2 separate regions of the Mus musculus genome follow, and region 1 is linked to region 2. Evidence: chromatin loops called from intact Hi-C (ENCODE). Cell type or tissue: left cerebral cortex. All regions are shown on one strand. Links, peaks and the distances in the headings refer to the core of each region. The heading gives the core; the rest is flanking DNA. Region 1 has its middle 16 kb from the start of Rprml. Region 2 overlaps Wnt9b (wingless-type MMTV integration site family, member 9B).

What was found. Peaks named below come from ENCODE experiments on the same cell type or tissue, not always from the same donor. Only the 100,000 strongest peaks of a DNase experiment are listed, where the experiment ranks them.
Region 1: a loop joins it to region 2, with 4 times the contacts of the local background. A loop is called at or near these places in 5 of 42 quality-filtered maps.

Annotation. Positions count from the first base shown.
Region 1 is chr11:103,660,357-103,670,377 of GRCm38, forward strand. No RefSeq gene overlaps it. Among named protein-coding and RNA genes, the nearest start is that of Rprml, 16 kb to the left of the region's middle. In left cerebral cortex, for the core only: no CTCF peak of the experiment used is centred there; DNase peaks (open chromatin) are centred at 1,670, 2,414, 2,982, 5,278 and 4 more places; H3K4me3 peaks cover 455 bases; H3K27ac peaks cover 5,568 bases.
Region 2 is chr11:103,726,811-103,736,458 of GRCm38, forward strand. It overlaps Wnt9b (wingless-type MMTV integration site family, member 9B), which reads right to left. Exons shown (of 4, transcript NM_011719.4): 2 at 6,813-7,069; 3 at 5,160-5,425; 4 at 553-4,413. The coding sequence ends at 3,940. Among named protein-coding and RNA genes, the nearest start is that of Wnt9b, 18 kb to the right of the region's middle. In left cerebral cortex, for the core only: no CTCF peak of the experiment used is centred there; DNase peaks (open chromatin) are centred at 2,967, 6,490 and 7,383.

The sequences.
Region 1 (10,021 bases), core at 692-8,691, 67 kb before region 2:
CATTTCTCTTGGGCAAATACCTAGAGGTAAGGTTACTGGGTCACATATGAAGCAGAAGTTTAACTGTATGAAATACTGCAGACCATTTTCCATAGCGACTGCTTAACAAATTCACATTCTCACCAGCAGTGAGCCATGTTCCGGTCGTTGTGTGCTCAGTTTGTTCCTGGTATCAGCTGAAGTCATACTGGTTAAGTGCGTGTGCAGTGGTACCACACTGTGGACTGGACACATGTCTTTCTAATGAGTGGTGGTGTTATATCTTTGCAGGTGTTGTTTGCTCCTTTCTAAAGTTGAGATGCCTTCCCTCACATCACTGAGCCATGAGAAGATCTTTAGATTCAGGTCATTAGTAGCAGCAGCAATAGCAGAAGGGGCGGGGGGCGGGGGGCATGCGTGCACCACAATACAGGTGGAGATCTGAGGATAGCTTTCTGTTCTCGCACCCTGTTGGAGTAGGCTTACTGTTTCTGCTGTGCTGAATACCCCAGGCTCACTGGCCTGGGCCCTTCTGGGTGATTCTTCTCTCTCCATCTCTCACATCACTGTAGAAGTGCCAGGGTTGCCAGGGCACATGGTTACATCTGGCTTTAATATTTTTAGAAAATGCTTTCTTGGGATCAAACTCAGGTCGTGAGGTTTGCCCAGCAAGTGTTTTTACCCATGGAGTCATCTCTTCAGTGTCTGGACATGGGTCTTTCTGTCTACATATGATTTTGGAAGATGCATTTCTGATCACCCATCACTGAGTTTGGTCAGCCTGAGGCATCAGTCCTGAGAGGCTGACCACTTCTAGGTATCCTGATCCACCTGTATTTCTCGATCCTTCTGTTGAAGACAGACCTGGTCTGTGGTAGCCATTCTGAAGCCCACTCCAAGAAGTCTACCTAAGGACTCAGCTTCCTTTCCTCTGATGGCCTCTCTCACACACCTGTCTCTTCCTACTCAGAAGAGGAAGTGAGTCGGCTGTGAAAGTGGGAAGAAAGGGCATGGAGATGGGAAGGAGACAAAACAGAGAAGGATGCTTTGAGCTGGAGGGAGGGATACTGAGAGAAAGAGCCCGGAATGGGAACCGTGCTAACGTAATGTTCTCATTACCTAGTTCCTTCTCACCGTAAGTCAGTGTAAGGTATTGCTGGCCAGAGGGCTCAGTGTGGACCATCTGGGTGCTTCATAGGGTGAAGGGTGATTGCATGGACGAGATAGTATCTCAGATTGTAAGAATCTGAGCATGATTTTCTTTCAAAAATCTTCCAACTGCTGGTAAGGCACGGTGGAAGATTTCCCTTGCTGCAGAAAGAGTCAACTTGCTTTTTTTCTTTATGCCCCAAATGAAGATTTAAACAAACAAAGCTCCCCTCCTTTCCCTAGAGACACTAAAGCAAACTGAAAACCCAGGATCAGAAAAACAACCAGTGGCCCCAGGCACTACCAGGCAACAAAACCGGAAGACCGTGTGTGTGTGTGTGTGTGTGTGTGTGTGTGTGTGTGTGTGTGTGTGTGTGGTGCAGCAAGGGCAACACTTACGGCATTCTGAAAGGAAAACAGAATGCTTTTCCTTTTGGAGCCAAACTTCTTTCTAAAACTAAAATAAACACCAGAGGTTGCATCTAACTGCCTGCCTACGAGCTGACTCTGCCAGGCTAACCATCTGTCTGCTGGTAGCAAGCAGATGCTGCTTCAGCCACTAAGCCACCCCCCTCCACCTGGCCCTGTCTCCCTGGTTCCTCTCTGACCACGGGTGAGGTTCCTGCCACAGTCCTTACACTGATTCTTGCCCACCTGTCTCTCCCTGGTGAAGACAGCCTTGGGTGTGGTTCAGCCTTGGGTGTGGTTCGGCCTTGGGTGTGGTTCATCTTGTCCATTTGCTTCAGCTTGGTGGTACCTTGTGTCTGCACTGAAGTCTACACTGATTACAAAACAAAACCAACCAACCAAACAAACAAACAAACAAACAAAAAGACATTTCCTATCTCTCGCTGTTCACCCAGCTTTGTAACAGATCTTGGAAGTAGGCTACATACCTAACTGTGGGACAAACTGAGGGGGTCATACAGGGAGTGTTGGGAATAAAATAGAGTTGATTGGAACTCAGTTCTCCCCCATCCCAGCAGATGTGAGCCTTTAGTAGGCTACGGTTTTCAAGCAGACTCAAGTCAGCCAAGGTCTGTGAGGTCCATCTTCACTCAGCCCACACCAGCACCTCTAGAGGCCAGGGAGAACTCTCATACACCAAGTGGGCCATGGGAGAGATGACTCCCTGTGCCCAGTCCACGTGTTCCTGAAGTGTTTCTCACGTAAGCCTCCCAGTTGCTCATCCTTTGCCAACCCTTACTTTTGGCTTAAGGTGGCTCTGGGATGACTTGAGTCCTGGCACCAGCTCAGCCTTCCTTCCATTTAAGGATAAAAGGAAGCCATTCTCTGAGCCCCCACCACACACACATCTCCCACCCCCGTAGTCTTCTTTGCTAGCTCCTGCTGTTGCGACTGTCGGGAGTTGAGTTTTGGGTAATTGTTGCTATGGAAATCTAATCTTGAATTATTGTACAAATGTGTCCCATCTTTCTCCTTATTTAGTATGGGATAAGGATGCCTGGAAAATGTGGAGGCTGAAAGCGCTCCATGATTCTCCCTCATTCTCCTGATGATTAACCTGGTCCAACACCTCTGGACTGCTGCTCCCTGACTTTTATCTCCTCTAAGTTTCTTGATTGGTTACTGACATAGGAAGAGTTCTAGGCAGCTGAAGTCCCTGTTCAGTTGGCTCCTAGAGGATCAGACACACACACAGACACACACAAACACACACACACACACACAAACACACACACACACACACACACACACACAAATACACACACACACACACACACCCAGCCTACTGGTCACAAAGCCTGTGTAAAAACTGAACCCCAATGTCTCCGGTTTCCGTGGGTTGCGCTGTCTGGATGAGCAGCTCGGCTGTCTCCCTTCATGTTCTTCTGCCCACATGCAGATGTCTGGATCATTAGCGCTATTTTTACCATGTCTCTCTCCTGTCCAAGGTCTGGCCCACCTTCCCATTGATTATTCTACTAAGTACAGTTTCCAACGTAGTCAAACAGTTCCCTCCTCGCCCCTACACCCTCTGGGGCTCGGTCCTTATCCCCTTTGCTTGTTGCTCTTGGTGGTTCACTTACGCCTGATGGGCACTCTGACCCTCCTCAGACTGCTGCCTTCGTGTGGGCTATCCTTCCTTCCTACAGGGCTTTCCTCGGCTCTGTGAAAACTCCTCGCCTTCTGGAAGACTCACTGTATCGCTGCTGTTGAAAAGATTTCAGTCTTTTGAAAAAGGACAGGGGCCAGAAACAAAGTGGACCTTTCTTCCAGTGGCGTAGGAACTGTATAGGGCATTTCCATCCAACAGAAGCCATAGGCCACAAACACACAAGGGCCTCTTCTCATATGTCTACAGGGGTCTGACAAGCTTCCCAGTGAAGGGATCCATGGTCACACAACGATCAAAAACAAGAGACAGAGGAAAGTCCTATAAGCAGAATCCTGGGGGCTGGAAAGATGGCTCAGTAGGCAAAGGTCCCAGCTACCAAGGCTGATGGCCTGAGTTCAGTCTCTGGGACCCACATGTCTGTCTGTCTGTCTGTCTGTCTGTCCCTCCCTCCCTCCCTCCCTTCCTCCCTTCCTCTTTCCCTCGCCCTCTCTCTCTCTGAAAATGTAAAAAAAAAAAAAAAAAAAAAAAAAGTAATTTTTAAAGGGAATCCTGGCCATATGTAGGGAGGGAATTTTTGCACATATTGCTGCCTGTGAGGGGACAGGGCCTGAGTTTGAATAATCTGTTATTATCATTGGATCATGAATTCTGACTTACAAATAATCCTTATGGGCTGTTGACCATCTTCCTCTGAAGGAGAAAATGGTCCTTTATGCTAATCGCTCACTCTTTCTCTTTTCCTCCCCGCTGCAGACTTGTAGTTCAGACTCCATATTTTCTTATCTTGCCATTGAGACAGAGACAGATTGAGGGTCTATTCTGATACGAGTAGAAGCAGCGTCTGAACCCCAGTCTAATAGGGCCACCCTACACACCGGGGGCCCCCTAGTCTGAAGTCAAAGACACCCAAAATGCTCCAATCTAGAGGGGTCTCCACTCACTGGTGGGGTGGGACTTGGGGAGAAGACACACACAGTGCTCAATTGGTTCATGGAGGCACAGCTGGCTTGAGCTTTGAAAAGGAGTAAGCCATCCCTGGGGGTGTAGCTCAGTGGAAGAGCACCTGCCTAGGGTGGGTAGGTCCTGGGCCAGGTACAGCGACCCAGGAGAAAAATCAGAGCAAAGTAATCACTAAGACAGGATGGCGGGGTCAGGAATGATGGTGCAGGTTCCCTGGAGGTATGAATGCTGAAGGAAGGGTTCGGTAAAGATAAGGCTGGCTCATGCACTGTTTCGGAGATGTCCGTGGCCTGAGACCTACTCAGATAACTAACAAGTCTGTCCTTTAGTTGGCCTAGTCTGCATGTAAACGTCTTTTCAAACTCTCACCTGACTTTTATTATGAATCTGGCCACTCAAAGAACGATTTACGGCCTTTCATCCCTGCACTTAGCATTTTATTGTACAGATTTGAGTCTTACTGCACAGGATTTGGGTCTTGTGGAGGTTTCCATTCAAGCCTCTTTCACTGAGAGAGAGAGAGAGAGAGAGAAACCCAGTGCAGGCCGGCTGAGGCAGGGACAGGAAATGCCATCTCTCCACACTGGGACAGCCCAAGCTTCTAGCATGGCTGGATGTACGGGTGTTAGTGATGTCGTGCACACTCTCTCTCCTCACTCTGGCTCCAGCGCTGGCCTTGGCGAGCTTCACCGTCAGGCAGCCTCTTACCTGACTGCAATGAAACCACTCAGGCTGAGGTGTCAGGGACCTGAGAGGCATCCGTTAAGATTGGGGTGGAGGCCACGCCAATTGAGTCTGTTCCTAATCGTCTTCCCCAGCAACTTCTGTCCATGTCTTACTGCCCAGAACTAAGGGGCATGACAATTCCTACCTGCAAGCATCTCTGTTTCTGTTAGGTAAGTACCACAGGGGGAATTGATAGTTGTCAGAGAGCTGGCTGTGTCCACAGAAATACCAGAGGAAATCCTGTTTGGCTCTACCCAGTCATGTGGTCATCTTTAAATCAATATTTATGACCAGTCAATTGCTTGGCCAGATTCTTATCATTGGAGGAGGAGGCAGCGATTCTAGCTGGCCAGTGGGATGGGATTTCCATAAGAAAGAAAAGGGGATCAGGATTTGTGTGCCGGGCAGGTAAACAACATATGCTCACTAGAAGAATTTTTCAGCAGAGAAAGAAAACATACTAAAAAAAAAATAACTTCAGAAAAATAAATAGCTCCAGGGATCTCCCACCCCCCCTCCCTGGCACAATATACCATAAGGCAAGTCATGTTACAGGGACTAAATATAGGCACTGTGAGAAGACAGAGGGGGAAATTATTGAGACAGGAAGACTTCTGGTGGGAGGGGATTTGGAGCTGGGTTGTGAAGGAGCTTCTGTGTAGAGAGGGAGGGCAGAGAAGCAGAAACAATGTGCAGAGGCCAGGAATAGGGGTTACCTGAGGCTCAAGAGAGGGGTGGCGCCCCTGAACAGCTCCAGGCTGGGGCTGTGTCTCATCTCTGAAGGTATCAGAGCATTTCTTTTCCCATTGGGTATGTAACTGGCTTTGCAGAAGTCCCCATTAGCAGCACTCTTACAGCTGGGGACACTGAGCAGGGGACGGGGAAGATCTTAATGCTGAGAGCCAAAAGACTGGAGGAACCTGGCTGCAACGTGGAGGGCAGAGAACCCCTGGGAGCGAGTTCCTAATCCAATTAAGAAGCAATCATGTGGACGTTTTTCTAAGACTGGCCAGTTACCAGGCACCTCCCAGGAGACTCTCTCTGGAGGCTTGACAGTTCACTGCTAAACCTGGGCTCTGGAGCTGTGGGCTGCTGGTACGGCAGGCAGCTGGGCGAGGAGCCCAGGCTCAGACAGCTGGGGTGGGAATCTTTTAAGGATGAACAGGATGGGTAAGGAGCTTGTTGTTGTCATGGAAACCAACCCTGGGTAGCTGAGACATGGCCCAGTGGAGAGAATACCACCCACTACTAAGCTTCCCTGTGGGCGGCCAGCAGGCACCTCCAGAACCCACTGTTCTGGCCAGCTTAGACACTGTGTCCATCCCATCTCTGCCTGCCTCCTAGGGACACCGCAGTCTGGCTATGTGAGGAAGAACTTAGACCAGTTCCTGAGGGGTCTGGAGAGATGCTTTGAAACCAGAAAAAAAAAAATCTTTTTGGCATAGCCCCTACTTCCCTTACCTAGCTGTGTTGAGCAGAAATATGGCACAGGGCCAGTGTGTAGGAACTGTGGCTAGGACCAGGGTCCCAGGCCAAGGCTAGGATGGGATGTTCAAGGCAGTAGAATAAAGTGGCAGAAGCCGTGAATGCCAAATATGTAACCTTCTCTCTGCCTCCAGCTGTCACCCCTAGCGGGCTGGGTGGCCCCTGACACGTTGTCTTTCCCTGAGAAGTTTCCTTTCAACTACACTGATCCTGTTCTTAGACTTAGAACCGGATGCTTTCGGTCTCATCAAGCCTCAGGACTCAGCCCTGGAAAGTATCCGGCCCCTGCACAGGGTACCCTCAAAGCGTCAGGGTCCGGGCTCTTCTCGGGTCAGGTGCTGGGGCAGCCCCTTTCTGGAGTCTTCCCAAAGCTCGGGGGCGATCTGTGCTCACACAGGGAGGGTTCCTCAAGCTCACAGCTACCCCTCGTTGCCTGTGGAGACAGGCCTAATAGGCAGCCTGTTGCAATTCTGCTTCCGTTTTCAATAGGTGTTATTTTAATTGGGCCTTTCCCTGGGACAGACATGAAGGAAAAAGCAATTTGCAGCGCAGGCTTTTGGCTCTGGGACTGAGCCCACGCTCAGCAGTTCCACTCCCCGTGCCCCCTCTCCTCCTTTAGTTCCCTCTCCTGGCCTTGTTGCTCCCTTGCCCTCAGCATTTCCCCAAGTAGTGGCATCCTGCCCACCCTAGATAGAGCAGCAGAGAGCGTGGGCTATGGTCCGTGAGGAAGGAGACAATCCAAAAGCCCTGCCAGGGGGTCACCAATAGGAAAGAGATGTGTGGGGGTAGGTGGGTGGGTGCCAACTCCCGTGGACTCTCAGAGATACTGAAAAGGCAACAACTGCAAAAGAGGACCTCAAGTTCCCATAGTAAGAGAGTGAGGGGCTTGAGAGACAGCCCAGTGGTTTAGGGCACTTTCTGCTCAAAGAAGAAGGGTTCCCAGAAACTGCACGGAGTGGCCCATAACCATATATAACTCCAGCACCAGGAGATCTGACAGCTTTTTCAGGCTTCCAAAGACATCTGCATCTCTCTCTCTCTCTCTTTCTCCCTCCTCCTCCCCTTCCCCTCTCTCTCACCCCCTCACACAATCTTTTTTCAGTTTTTAAAAAGAAGTTATCTAGGGGCTAGAGAGAGATGATGGCTCAGTGGTTAAGAGCACTGACTGTGTACTGGCTAGTTTTGTGTGTCAACTTGACACAGGCTGGAGTTATCACAAAGAAAGGAGCTTCAGTTGAGGAAATGCCTCTATGAGATCCAACTGCAAGGCTTTTTCTCAATTAGTGATCAAGTGGGGAGGTCCCCTTGTGGGTGGTACCATCTCTGGGCTTATAGTCTTGGTTCTATAAGAGAGCAGGCTGAGCAATCCAGGGGAAGCAAGCCAGTAAAGAACATCCCTCCATGGCCTCTGCATCAGCTCCTGCTTCATGACCTGTTTGAGTTCCAGTCCTGACTTCCTTTGGTGATGAACAGCAATGTGGAAGTGTAAGCTGAATAAACCCTTTCCTCCCCAAGTGCTTCTTTGTCATGATGTTTGTGCAGGAATAGAAACCCTGACTAAGACAAATTGGTACCAGCATAGTGGGGTATTCCTGTGACAACCTGACCTTGTCTTGGGGAGGACTGTGGAAGGACTTTGGAACTTTGGGCTTGAAGATCCATTCGTTGTTAAGAGCTCTGTCAGATGTTGTGTAGGAGCTTGGAAGATAATGTTGAGAACAGTGCAGAAGATGGAGAGGTCTGGCTTGTGAAATTTCAGAGGGAAGATTAAAGACTCTTTTCAGGGCCATTGCTATTTTAATTGGGAAGATTCTCTGGTTCTGGTTAGCTGGGGCTGAGGAATCAGTTGTGATTAACAAGATACCAGAACTACTAAAGTGAAACTTTTGCATTACTGGGACTATTGATGCTGGTTAGCTGGAGCTAAGAAATTAGCGGTGATTAAGAAGAGACCAGCATCGTTGAGATGACATCTTCTGGGAAATGCTTTCTGAGAGCACAAAAAGGCTGTGTTCCAGAGATAGCCAAAGTTGTACCTCGTGCAGCAGCAGGACTTGGTAATGTGTAAGAGTCACCCAGGTGGTACTGGTTTTGAAGGCATGAAGGGGTCATGCAGAGCAGCTGAGGCTCGGCACTGTGATAGGCCATGGAAGGCCATTGGTGAAGGTGCAGCCTCAGTTGCAATTGATGGCCCAGGACAGAAGGGGTCATGCAAAGGAGTTGAGGCTTGGCACCATGAAGAGAGCCTATGAGAGGCTGTTGATGAAGCCTAGTTACAGTAGAAGACAGCAGTGTTTTGGAGATACCAGTACCATGAGATGACCACCAAAAACAGCAGCAGCAGTGGAGTACAGGCAGCTGGAGCCTAGAAGACAACGTGTGTGCTACAACGGGCAAGGCTAGAGAAGTGACCCAAGCCCTTGGAGGAGCCCAGAAGATCGTGAGTTGGACCCCAGACATTGGACAATTGGAGGTTGATTTTGCTTTTCATTGTGACCGTGCCCTGATGCTTTTCCCTCTTGAAGGAAGTATTTTAGTGGAACCCACAGTTAAGAGACTTTTAATTGTAAAAACTTTGGATTTTAAGAGAGATTGAAATTTTAAGAATTTGCAAAGACTGTGGGACTTTTAAAGTTATTTAGATCTTGGGGATGAATAAGAAACTAAGGGTTGAGGTTTAATAGTGATGTGTTTGTGAGTCAAGTCGACAAGGTGTCAATTGTACTAGCTAGTTTTGTGTGTCAACTTGACACGGGCTGGAGTTATCACAGAGAAAGGAGCTTCAGTTGAGGAAATGCCTCCATGAGATCCAACTGCAAGGCATTTTCTCAATTAGTGATCAAGGGGGGAGGTCCCCTTGTGGGTGGTGCCATCTCTGGGCTGGTAGTCTTGGTTCTGTAAGAGAGCAGGCTGAGCAAGCCAGGGGAAGCAAGCTAGTAAAGAACATCCCTCCATGGCCTCTGCATCAGCTCCTGCTTCCTGACCTGCTTGAGTTCCAGTCCTGACTTCCTTGGTGATGAACAAAAGTATGGAAGTGTAAGCTGAATAAACCCTTTCCTCCCCCAAGTGCTTCTTGGTCATGATGTTTGTGCAGGAATAGAAACCCTAAGACATACTGCTCTTCCAGAGGACCCAGGTTCAATCCCCAGCAACCACAAGGCAGCTCACACTGTCTGTCACATCTGTTCTAAGGGAATCTGACACCCTCGAACAGACCTACATGCAGGCAAGACACTAATGTGCATAAGATATAAATTTTAAAAAGAGGAGACAGCTAGCCTGTCTTTTGTCTTTCTCCCATGACTTCTCCAGGAGGCCTTAGCAGGACATCCTCATAGGATATTCTCTCTCTCTCTCTCTCTCTCTCTCTCTCTCTCTCTCTCTCTCTCTCTCTCTCTCTCTCCCTCTCCCTCTCCCTCTCCCTCTCCCTCTCCCTCTCCCTTTCCCTCTCCCTCCATCCCTCCCTCCCTCCCTCCACAGGTATTTGTTTGCATGTATGTCTTATTTACCACATGTGTGCCTGGTGCCCTCAGAGACCCTGGGAATGGAGTTACAGTTGTGAGCCACGATGTGGATGCTAAGAATCGAGCCCCAGTCCTCTTAAAGCACATCTCTCAAGTTCCTGGTTTCCTCTTCAACCTC
Region 2 (9,648 bases), core at 1,649-9,648:
TACTTACCCAAGAGGAGATGTGGAGATGAGAGGAGGGAAGGACCCCTGTTTTCAGTCTGGCTCTGCTGCCTGCTGGTGGCCCTGAGGAGCCTTCCCACCTCACGACCTTTACTCCTTAGCCGGGTCAGGTGGCAGCCTCTACTGGGCAAAAATATTGCCACAAGCCAAGGCAAGAGAGGACAAATAAGACTGGGAGATGGCCCCGTCAGGAAAGTAGTTATCGTGCACATACAGGACCTGAGTTCAATCCCCTGAAACCACGGTGTAGTAATGGTACACACTGGGAATTCCCGCATGGAGAGGCCAGCAAGCCTGGCCTACTTGCTGATCCCAGGCCAGTGAAAGACCGTGTCTCAAACAAAACAAAACAAAACAAAACAAGGGGCATCTTCTAAAACCTCCACGTGCACACACACCCACAGCCACGTACACGTGCACACACACCCACAGCCACATACACGTGTGCACACACACCCACAGCCACGTACACATGTGCACACACATGAACACACACATTACCCAAACAACAGCAATGAAAACGGAAGCACAAATAACCAGTGCATAGTTTATTGGTTTGTTGGCTTTCTCCTCGCCGGCATATAAGTCCCCTGAGGCTGGGACTTGCTCTTAAGTACTTCTGCGCCCTAGCACCCAGAGTATCCCCTGGCATTATCAGACACTCCCTAAATAATCAACGGGAGGGGGGATGGGTATTCCAGCACTGAACAATGAGCTCCGCTGGGGTTCTCCTCAGTGCTCAGACAGGAAGCATGGACGTTCATGGGTGTTGAGAGAGGAAGCTTTGGCTAGAAAGACAGCCACGGTGTGGTAATCTGTCTGCCAGACAAACAGAGGGTGGCAGAATGGCTGGCTTTCTCTAAGACCAGGGGACAGGTTCTCCATGCTCACGAAAGCCACACGGGAGCTTGTGTGACTTAAGGAAGGGCCGGGGGACACTGGGCCAATTGGGGATCCCCACGCACTCTGTTTGGTGTCGCTCCTGATGCAGGCAGCCAGGTCAGGATGCAGGTCCCATTTGCCAGTGAACTGATTTTCAAAGAGAAACTTAGAAATCCAGTGGGGAAAAAGTCACTTTGAAAAGACAAAAAACAAAAGCGAAGAAACACAAATTATCCACGAGCTGTGAGGGGCTGGAGACCATAGCCTAGTCGTGGAGGTCAATGAGGGCTGCAGGACACCCTCCCTAAGAGTGACATCCACGGAGCCCTTGTCTCTCCAGGCTTCTCAGGAAGTCCCCGTCTTTGGGGACATGAGACTCAGCTTGCTGGAGAAACTAGCATGCCATCCATGGGGGAAGACCAGCGTTCCACGCAGCATGCACTCTTCCTCAACCTCTGGGTTCAGAGAGTGACTGGCTTTGACCAACCTGCCTCCGTCTCTGGGCCTGGAACGTGGTAACAGTGGCATGACCTCATAGGGAACCGGGGGTAACCGAGGGAGAGAGAAGAGAGGAGTGTTTCTGAAGATGGAAAGTGCTTTACAAATCCAGAGCTGCTCACCCTTTTTGTCCTTTATGAGCAAAACCCTTGGGCCAGAGCAGAAAGGCCTCTGGGGCCAGAGGCAGAGAATCCACAGACTTCACAAGGAAGGCCCTGCTTGGTGTCACGGGGTTTATCTCAGGAGGTACATGTGCTTCCCGAGCTCCAAGACAGTGAGACACAGGAGCTGTGACCTCTCAGCTATGCGCATCCAGCTCTGCGAGGCCCCAGACAGACCCAGCCATGTTTCCTCAGAGGCTTCTGGGTAAACACACAACCCCCCATATGGTGCCCAGGAAATAGAGAAGATATATAAATAACATAAATACTTTCCCATATATCTTAACTATATAAATTAATTTTTTTTGAAAATTACATGTATGAGGTAGGCAGAAATACCCTGTGAATATCTTCCTTAAAGTTCCAGTGTGGGGGAAGGGGGGACCCAGCATGGCTATGGTGGGATTTTAGGGGGAACGGGGCCTTGGAGAAAGAATGGAGAAGGGAGGGAGAGGACCTGACTGAGGGTGCCTTAAGGCACCAGTCTTAATGGTTGGTCAGCCTCAGCCTCAACTTCAAGTTCATCTTTAACCCTCCTCCACCCCTGGCCCTCCTGGCCATAGAGTCAGGGTACAGGTGATTTGGCTGTAGGTCCAGGTGTTCTAGTCCCCAAGTTTTGCCAGGCTCCATTCTTGCCTTGTACCCTCGAGCCAGAGCAGGATTAGGGTCATAGAGAAGGATGCCTTGGGTTGCCAAGGAACACATCTGTCTTCATCAGGGAAGTAGAAAGCAGCTCCCAATCTGTTTACCCCTCCTGCCAAGCTGCGGGTGGGTGGCAAAGTCGTCCCAGAGAAGGGTCTCAGGTCACGGTGGCTCCGCCTCGGGGCTTTCCACCATCAAAGATCTTCCCAGCATGCTGCCCGGAGGCACTGAAGAAAGGGTAGCCCCTTCTGCCCCACGGACCTCTCCGCCACAGTGTCTCTTTCCTGGAGCTGGCAGGGCCAGTAGTGCTGAGTACCGGCTGATTCCGAAGCTTCCTGCTCCCTTAGAGAGACAGTAACCCCAACAGATTTCAGGGTGGAAGGAAGCTCACAGGAGGGTGCAGCACAGCCAGCCACATGGCCAAAGGCTTCCCAAAGGAGGTCACTTCCTCCTGGTTGGCCTTGGGCCCTGCCCTGGAGTAGCTCACAGCCTCCAGAAGTGACCCCAGTGAGGTCTTTGCCCTGGGCTGGAGAGACGCCGCACTGCTCCTTGGGATGTCTGTGCCTGGCTAGGCTGAGTGTGTGCACGTGTGAGCCTGTACCTGTACACTACTTCCTCTCCTCTCACAGAGGGCCTTGATGGGGGCATTAAAAATGACCAAAGGATTCACCAGCAGTCATTTTGTTCCTCTGGTGGGAGCCCAAGTGACAGGTCGTTAGTAAATGAGTAAGACCATTGAGGAGGCAGACTTGGCAAAGACTTAGCAATGGCAAAAAAGCCTGCACAAGCATCTTTGAGAGCAGGGGGTGGAAGCAGACGTGTGGCCCATGAGTCACTCGTTCTTATGTATCACTAACATGGATGGGGGCCCCTCGGTTCTTGGGGGTCCCTGGTCACAGGAATTGGTAGGACACACTCCAGAGTGGTATCTCAATACAGAGCCTGTCATATCTCTTCCAGGCATTTGGACCCTGCCTCTCTCCACCTCTGGGCTGTGATTAAAGGTTCCTTGGACCAAAGGAAAGAGAAAGGGTCACTGTCTCCCCGCTCAACCCTAGTTATGTTTATCTGAGTCTCACCGAGGAGACTGGCTCCTGCACCCTTCTTATACATATTAGGGGTCTCGTTGAGCAGAGCTCAATGGCTTTGGGGGACAGGGGATCTCAAGACAAGGAGACAAGGTGGCAGCCCTGAGTGCCAGGACGTAAGACTTCAGGGCATGGGCTCTGCGACTCAATCCACCCAAGCCTAAAGTGCTTCCCTTGCTCCTAATAAACATTTCGAAGTCTCCAGTGCACGAAGCCACAAGAGCAGGGTAGGCATGCAGCACCCAGAGCGCTCTGCTATTAGAGTGGGACCACAAGAGATCGGCCACGCCCAGATGGATGCCCTGACCCCACACTCCAGCTGGCTCCGCCTCCCTCTTCCCCATCCTCCCAGTTTTTGGCCTTGAGATAGGAGGATGTTTCTCTCTTCCCGCACAGCATCATTCCTGCCCTACCCTGGTCCTCAAAGATTCCCCTTCTCAGTCTGTTCTCCGGCCCCAAGTCCTCCAGCAGGTTGGTGATCCTGGGACTAGGAGGCAGGGCTTTCTTTCTCTTTGCTGAGTGTCGGGGAAGGCAGAAGGGCTGGCCAACCATCTGTTGGGGAAGAGAGATGAGTCGCACACTCTTGTGCACGGCAGGTGCGTCGACAGGTGCGCGCTTGCGCGCTGTTCCGCGGGATTCGCTGTGGAGGCCTAGCGCTTGCAGGTATACACGAGCTCCTGCTGTGCACACTGCTGGCACTCCACGTAGCAGCACCACTGCACCTGACAGTGGCAGGAGAAAACCACCATGCGGCTCTGGGTGTCGTAGCCTCGCCCACAGCATAGGCTGCTGCAACTGGAGTCTCGAGAACACACCCTGCCTGCCGTGCCCGGAGAGTACTTGCTGGGCCGGCAGAAGCTGGGAGAATCTTCCATGTAGACCAGGTCCCCGGGACGAGGGGCTAGGCCCTTGGCGGGACCACCTGGCTTAGCGGGGGCCCATAGCTCCAGACGACCCAAGGCCTCGTTGGTGGCACTGGACACCTTGACAGCCGTGTCATAGCGTAGCTTCAGCACCTGGCCGGTCTCGCGAAACGGGGAGAGCTGCTTCCAACAGGTACGAACAGCACAGGAGCCTGACACACCATGGCACTTGCAGGTTGTTCTCAGGCCGCTCTTCACAGCCTGCAGGGAGAGCCAGAGTAGGGGTCTGTCAGTGGGTCTAAGCAAGCCGGGTTTGCTGTGACAGTTCTGCCAAGGAGTGTCAACAGAATAAAGAGGCAGGAAGACCCACGTGAAGGTGACAGCGCCAGGGTCACAATGACCCGGGATCCTCAAAGTATCTTTGTGTAAAGTTGGAAAAATTTTCCCTTCCTCTAAGCAGTGCACACCTAGGCAAGGGTAGTGTGGGCCCTATCTCAACCAACAACAGCTCTTCCCCTTGGCCCAGAGTTCTTCTGGAGTGTTCAGCCTGCACAACTGAACACGGCAGCCTGATTTCCTAAAAGAATTGGAACTCCGACCCTTCCCTGCCCTCTCACTCCATAGACCTAGAGACTCATTATTTCTCATGGCTATGTGACCTCATCTAAGCCCCTCCCCTTTTCTGGGCCTCCTTTCTCTCTCCTATTCACAAAATGGAGGAAGCCTGGTCATTGTCATATCCAAGTTGTCAAATGATGCTGGCTTTGTCCTTGGAATAGAGACGCCTTTCCAAACACATTCCTATCCTATCATGGCACGATGCCAAGCCTGGCTCGACCAGGATGATACCCAGGATTCTGTGCTCCTAGTGCTCAGGAATACGCAGAGAAGGTTCACAACGGGGTCTGAAGTTCATCTGTGTGTTGGGTGCAGGGCACTGACTGGCCTCCCGTGGATCTCCCTGCCTCGGCACCATCCTTTAGGCACTAGAGAGGGTATTCGCTCACCTTGATGCCCACGTGGGTGTTGTGGGCGTCAGCCCTCGCCCTCAGGTCCTTGCTTCCTCTCTTGGGCCCCAGGAAGTTGCTGAGGAACTTGGTGCTGTACTTCAGATTGTCACCACACACACCCCACTGCCAGGCCTGCCGGCTCTCCAGGCCTGGGGAGTCGTCACAAGTACAGCGCTCCATGCGCCCAGCACTGCAGGCCCTGGCCAGTGCATGCGTGAGGGCAGCTGCAGACACTGCATACAGGAAGGCCGTCTCCTTAAAGCCTGTGCGGGAGAAAAAAAAAGCTTAGAGGCCATCTGCAGCCCTCCGAAAGCGGGAGTTATGTGGCATGTATGGCAAAGAGGTTGACGCAGTGTGAGCCTAAAGGCCCGGCTTCCTAAAGGCTATGTAAGGCTTCCCCTGTTACCTGTCCCTCAGACCCAAGCTGAAAAGCTGCCCCTTAAATGGCCTCCAGATTTACACCGAAGCATGTCCTAAGCTCTCAGAGGGCAGCAGGACAGAGCTGCTAATCTCAGTAACTTATGCAAAAGAGCGACCTGGGCACCTGGGACGAGGCCAGGCTGAGGCTGAACAGTCATCTTGACTTCAGGTGCTTTCGTGACAAGTTGGACGACCTGTCTCTGTGGATCTCTAAGCTGTCTAATGTCTCCCAAATGCCCTCTACCACCATCTGTAGATGACTGAAAGGCAGAAGGGTCTTGGGGGGTCCTGCCTGATATCTACCCAGTACTGGGACCACCACTGTGCTCACACTGTTGAAAGATGCCCCAAACACGTTTCCCTTAGCCTCCCACTCTCAGTGTATCTGGGGCACTGAAAAGCTGACGGCCGAAAAGAAAGGAGAGCAGGCTGCTAGCTCTCCCTCAGACCCTCCTGCAACGGAGAGCCAGCCTAGAGTGGGGCTGGCCATCCCCGAGACATCACCGCACTGTGATGTTTCCACTGTGTCTCCAGGTATGGTGGATGGCTCATACCTTGAAAAATTCCAGCACTCAAAGTAAAACAAATTGCAGAGCATTTGAAGCAAGTTAGTTCCAGGCCAGCCTGGGCTACAGGAACCGAGTCCCCCCACCCCCCCAAAACAAGTGACAGTAATAGAATGCCACACCCCTCCCACCAGACAATGGAGTCACAAGCTATGACCCATATTCATTTCTAGAGGATGCACTTTGCAAGGGTGACTGGGTTGTGCTCAGCCTCTGCCTCCAGCCCCTTGTGTCGTGCCTGGCTCCTTGTGGGCCTCTGCAGATGCTTAGCAGATGGATAGGCAGAGGTGGAGAAGGATAAGGAAGGAGGGGGAGTCAGGTGGGAAGGAGGGGATGACACATCAACAGATGTGACGAACAGTGACAGATGAGCGTGTGGACAAAGGAATCTGCCTGGCGTGCACATTTGGACCACTAAGTAGGTGGCTGGGGCCACCCACCTCCTCTGTCATCTCTTCCAAGAATGCTGAGTCCTTTCCTCCCTTGTGTTTCCTTTGTTTCCCTCATCTCCCAAACCGCCACCTTCAACAGACATTACTAACTCCCCAGGTCCCTTCTCATTTGGGACTGTGCCTCAGTAGTCAGCACAACGAGACCAGGGCATAACCTTCTCACCACCCACAACCTCCTGCCAGTCCTCTTCCTCCCCCGAAGTCCTCCCTACCTCTCTGGAGCAGGCCAGTCCTCCCCTCCAGGCTGCAGTTCCAGCGCTCCTGCCTGAACTGGAACTGACATTCCAGCAGCCCCAGGTGTGCAGCATCCCTCAGGGTCTCAGCCAGGCCGGGCTCCCGCCTGCAGAGCTGCTTCTGCCGCCTGGACAGCTTCAGTAGGTCACACTGCTTCAGGTGAGCACCAGCCTGTGCCGGGGCTGCTGCCGTACCCAGGCCTGGGAAGGGTGTCAGGACCTCACGACCGGTCAGGCTGGAAAGGGTGAGAAGGAAGATGGTGAGCTTTGGGGTTCCTGCCCGTGGAGGACCCAAAAGCTGAGCATCCCACAGGGATGGAAAGTGACCGTCTTTGTTTTTGCCCCCTTGGGTAGCAGGCCAGTCCCACAGGGGTTATGTCCCCATCTTACAGAGTAGAAGACCAAGGGACTTATGTAGCAAGGATTGGTTACAGACCCTCAAGGCCAAGTTCTCCAGATTCTGCTCTGCATTCCTTATCTACCCTCCTTTGGCAACTTGCCCAACTGGAAAAGCCACCCTGATTGCTTAGTAGAAATACAGAGCCAGGCTGGGTGTGGTGGTGCATGCCTGCAATCACTGCACTTGGAGGGTCCAAGGCAAGAGAATGCTATGAGTACAGGGCCAGCCTGGGCTACACAGCAAGATTTATTTCAGATAAACACAGATTTCTAAGACCCGCACCTGAGTGTTGTTTCCATAGGTCCATAGCAGGGCCTGGAAATCTGTATTTTTTGGCACAACCGGGGAGCTGCTGTGTTGTGCAGGCACGGAAGATGTTACAGGTAGCATTAGTTGATTCCTGGAGGGGAGTGTCACCTTGCTACTGGGGCTAAGCACAGGGGATGCAGACAGAACAAACACCCAGCCAAGGTCCCTGGATCCCTCTCTCCCCCTGTGTTCTGTCACTGCTCAAGTAAGCCCATGCCAGTCTAGCTTGTTCCCGGGTCCCAGGTAGATCATCAACCATCTGGCCATGTGGTGCTTGGCACAAGTAGAAGTTTGGGAAAAGGAAGAACAAGAAAAGGAGAGAGGGGGGAAGGGAGGGAGGGAGGGAGGGAAGGGAGGCTGGGATCAGACTTCATGTTCTATATTCGAAGTCATCAATTCTAGAGTCAGGCTGCCAAATTCTAAGCCTAATCAATCCTGTCACATTCTAATGTCATCCTTGAAGCCTTGGCTTTCATCCATGACCCTTGACCCCCAGAGGTGCTGTAGGGACTGCATAGAAAGCACAGAGCCAAGCCAGGCAGGCAGGCAGGCAGGCAGGCAGGCAGGCAGGCAGGCAGGCAGGCAGGCTTGCCTTCCTACTGGCTGGAGTTTTCTTCTCCTCGGGATGCCTTACATTTTGAGTCGGCAGTGTCTCCCTTTATCTTGACAGGTATTGGAGGCTTTGTGTGGAGGTGATAAGGCGTGACTGGTCAGGGGCAAGGTGTGGTCCAGAATGAGGACTGTCCGCTCTCTCAGAATCTCTCTGTGACAGCGTGAGGTGTTTACTGTCCCCGGCCCTGCTGTACCTCTTGTGGATGGGGTGTACACCGTCACCAGACCCAAGCTTGAGAAAACCGCTTCTCTCTGGAAACAGTCGTCTCTCAGCCAAAGTGGGACCAGATGGGGGCTGTCAACATTTTCACTTGGATGTGGAACTTGCCATTTTTGTTCGTGTGCCACCGGCTAAGTACTGTAGCCAAGCCCTTGAATGACCAGAGAGGTCCTTATCCCACAGGGTTCAGGGCACACGGTTCTGCCGCTGGAGTCACCTGCCTGAGCCAGGACATTTGGCTAGATGCCATAGCAGCTCTGTCTGCCTGGGAAATAGGAAGCCTCACTGGAAGGTGGAGGTCCTGGCAAGGCCCCAGGTGCCCCTGTAGATTCCAGGTCTATCAGGTGCGCCCAACCCGGCGTGGAGCATATCTCCGAAACATTGAACACAGACAGATGCTATCGGCTCCCCCGAGCACAGCCTGGACTGGGCTCCCCTCCCAGACACAGAGAGCACAGGGGCCCGTTAAACATTAATCAGGGGGCAAATGGTTAAGTTTCCAGTCCAGCAGGCCCTTACCCAGACTCCTCCCTGCAGCCTGGCAGGAAACCCTCGGAGCCTGACCCTGGGCAGGCAAGGATCTAGCAGAGCCTGAGGTCAGCTCCTGCTGGGGAGGCCCCACCTTGAACGGTTTCCAGTGTGGAGGGCAACCCCAGGACTGCTGAGAACACAGGTCAACAGTCATGCAACCTCCAAAAGACTCTCTTCTCCACACCAGAGACTGGTATGGGGATAACTCTGGCTCACACAGTTCCTGGTTCAGAGATTGGGACGTTCCTTGTAGAAGCTGATTGACATTCCAGAGAAGAAAAGGGTATGGTGGGCATTTGGGCCAATGAGACTGCACATCCTTTAAAACCTGTTTTATAGTCATTAAACAAACAAACAAACAAACAAAGCCCAATAATAACAACAGAGGGCTGAGGAAGTGGCTCGGTGAATAAAGTGTTTGTTGCAGGATCATGAAGACGTGAGTTCAAATCCCCTGAACCCATACAAAGCCAGCCATGACAGCACATATGCAATCCTGGTATTCCTACAGTGAGATGGGAAGTGGAGGCAGGAGAATCTTAAGAGGCCAGTGAGCCTGGCAAAGAACGAAGACTGTCTCAAACAAGGTGGAAGGCGAAGACCGTCGCCCAAGGGTTGTCTTCTGACCCCCATGTGTATACTTTAGTATACATTTGCGCCCCACCACCACCACCACACACACACACACACACACACACAGAGTTAGGTCTGGGGATGTGCCCCAGCTGATAAGGTGCTTGCCT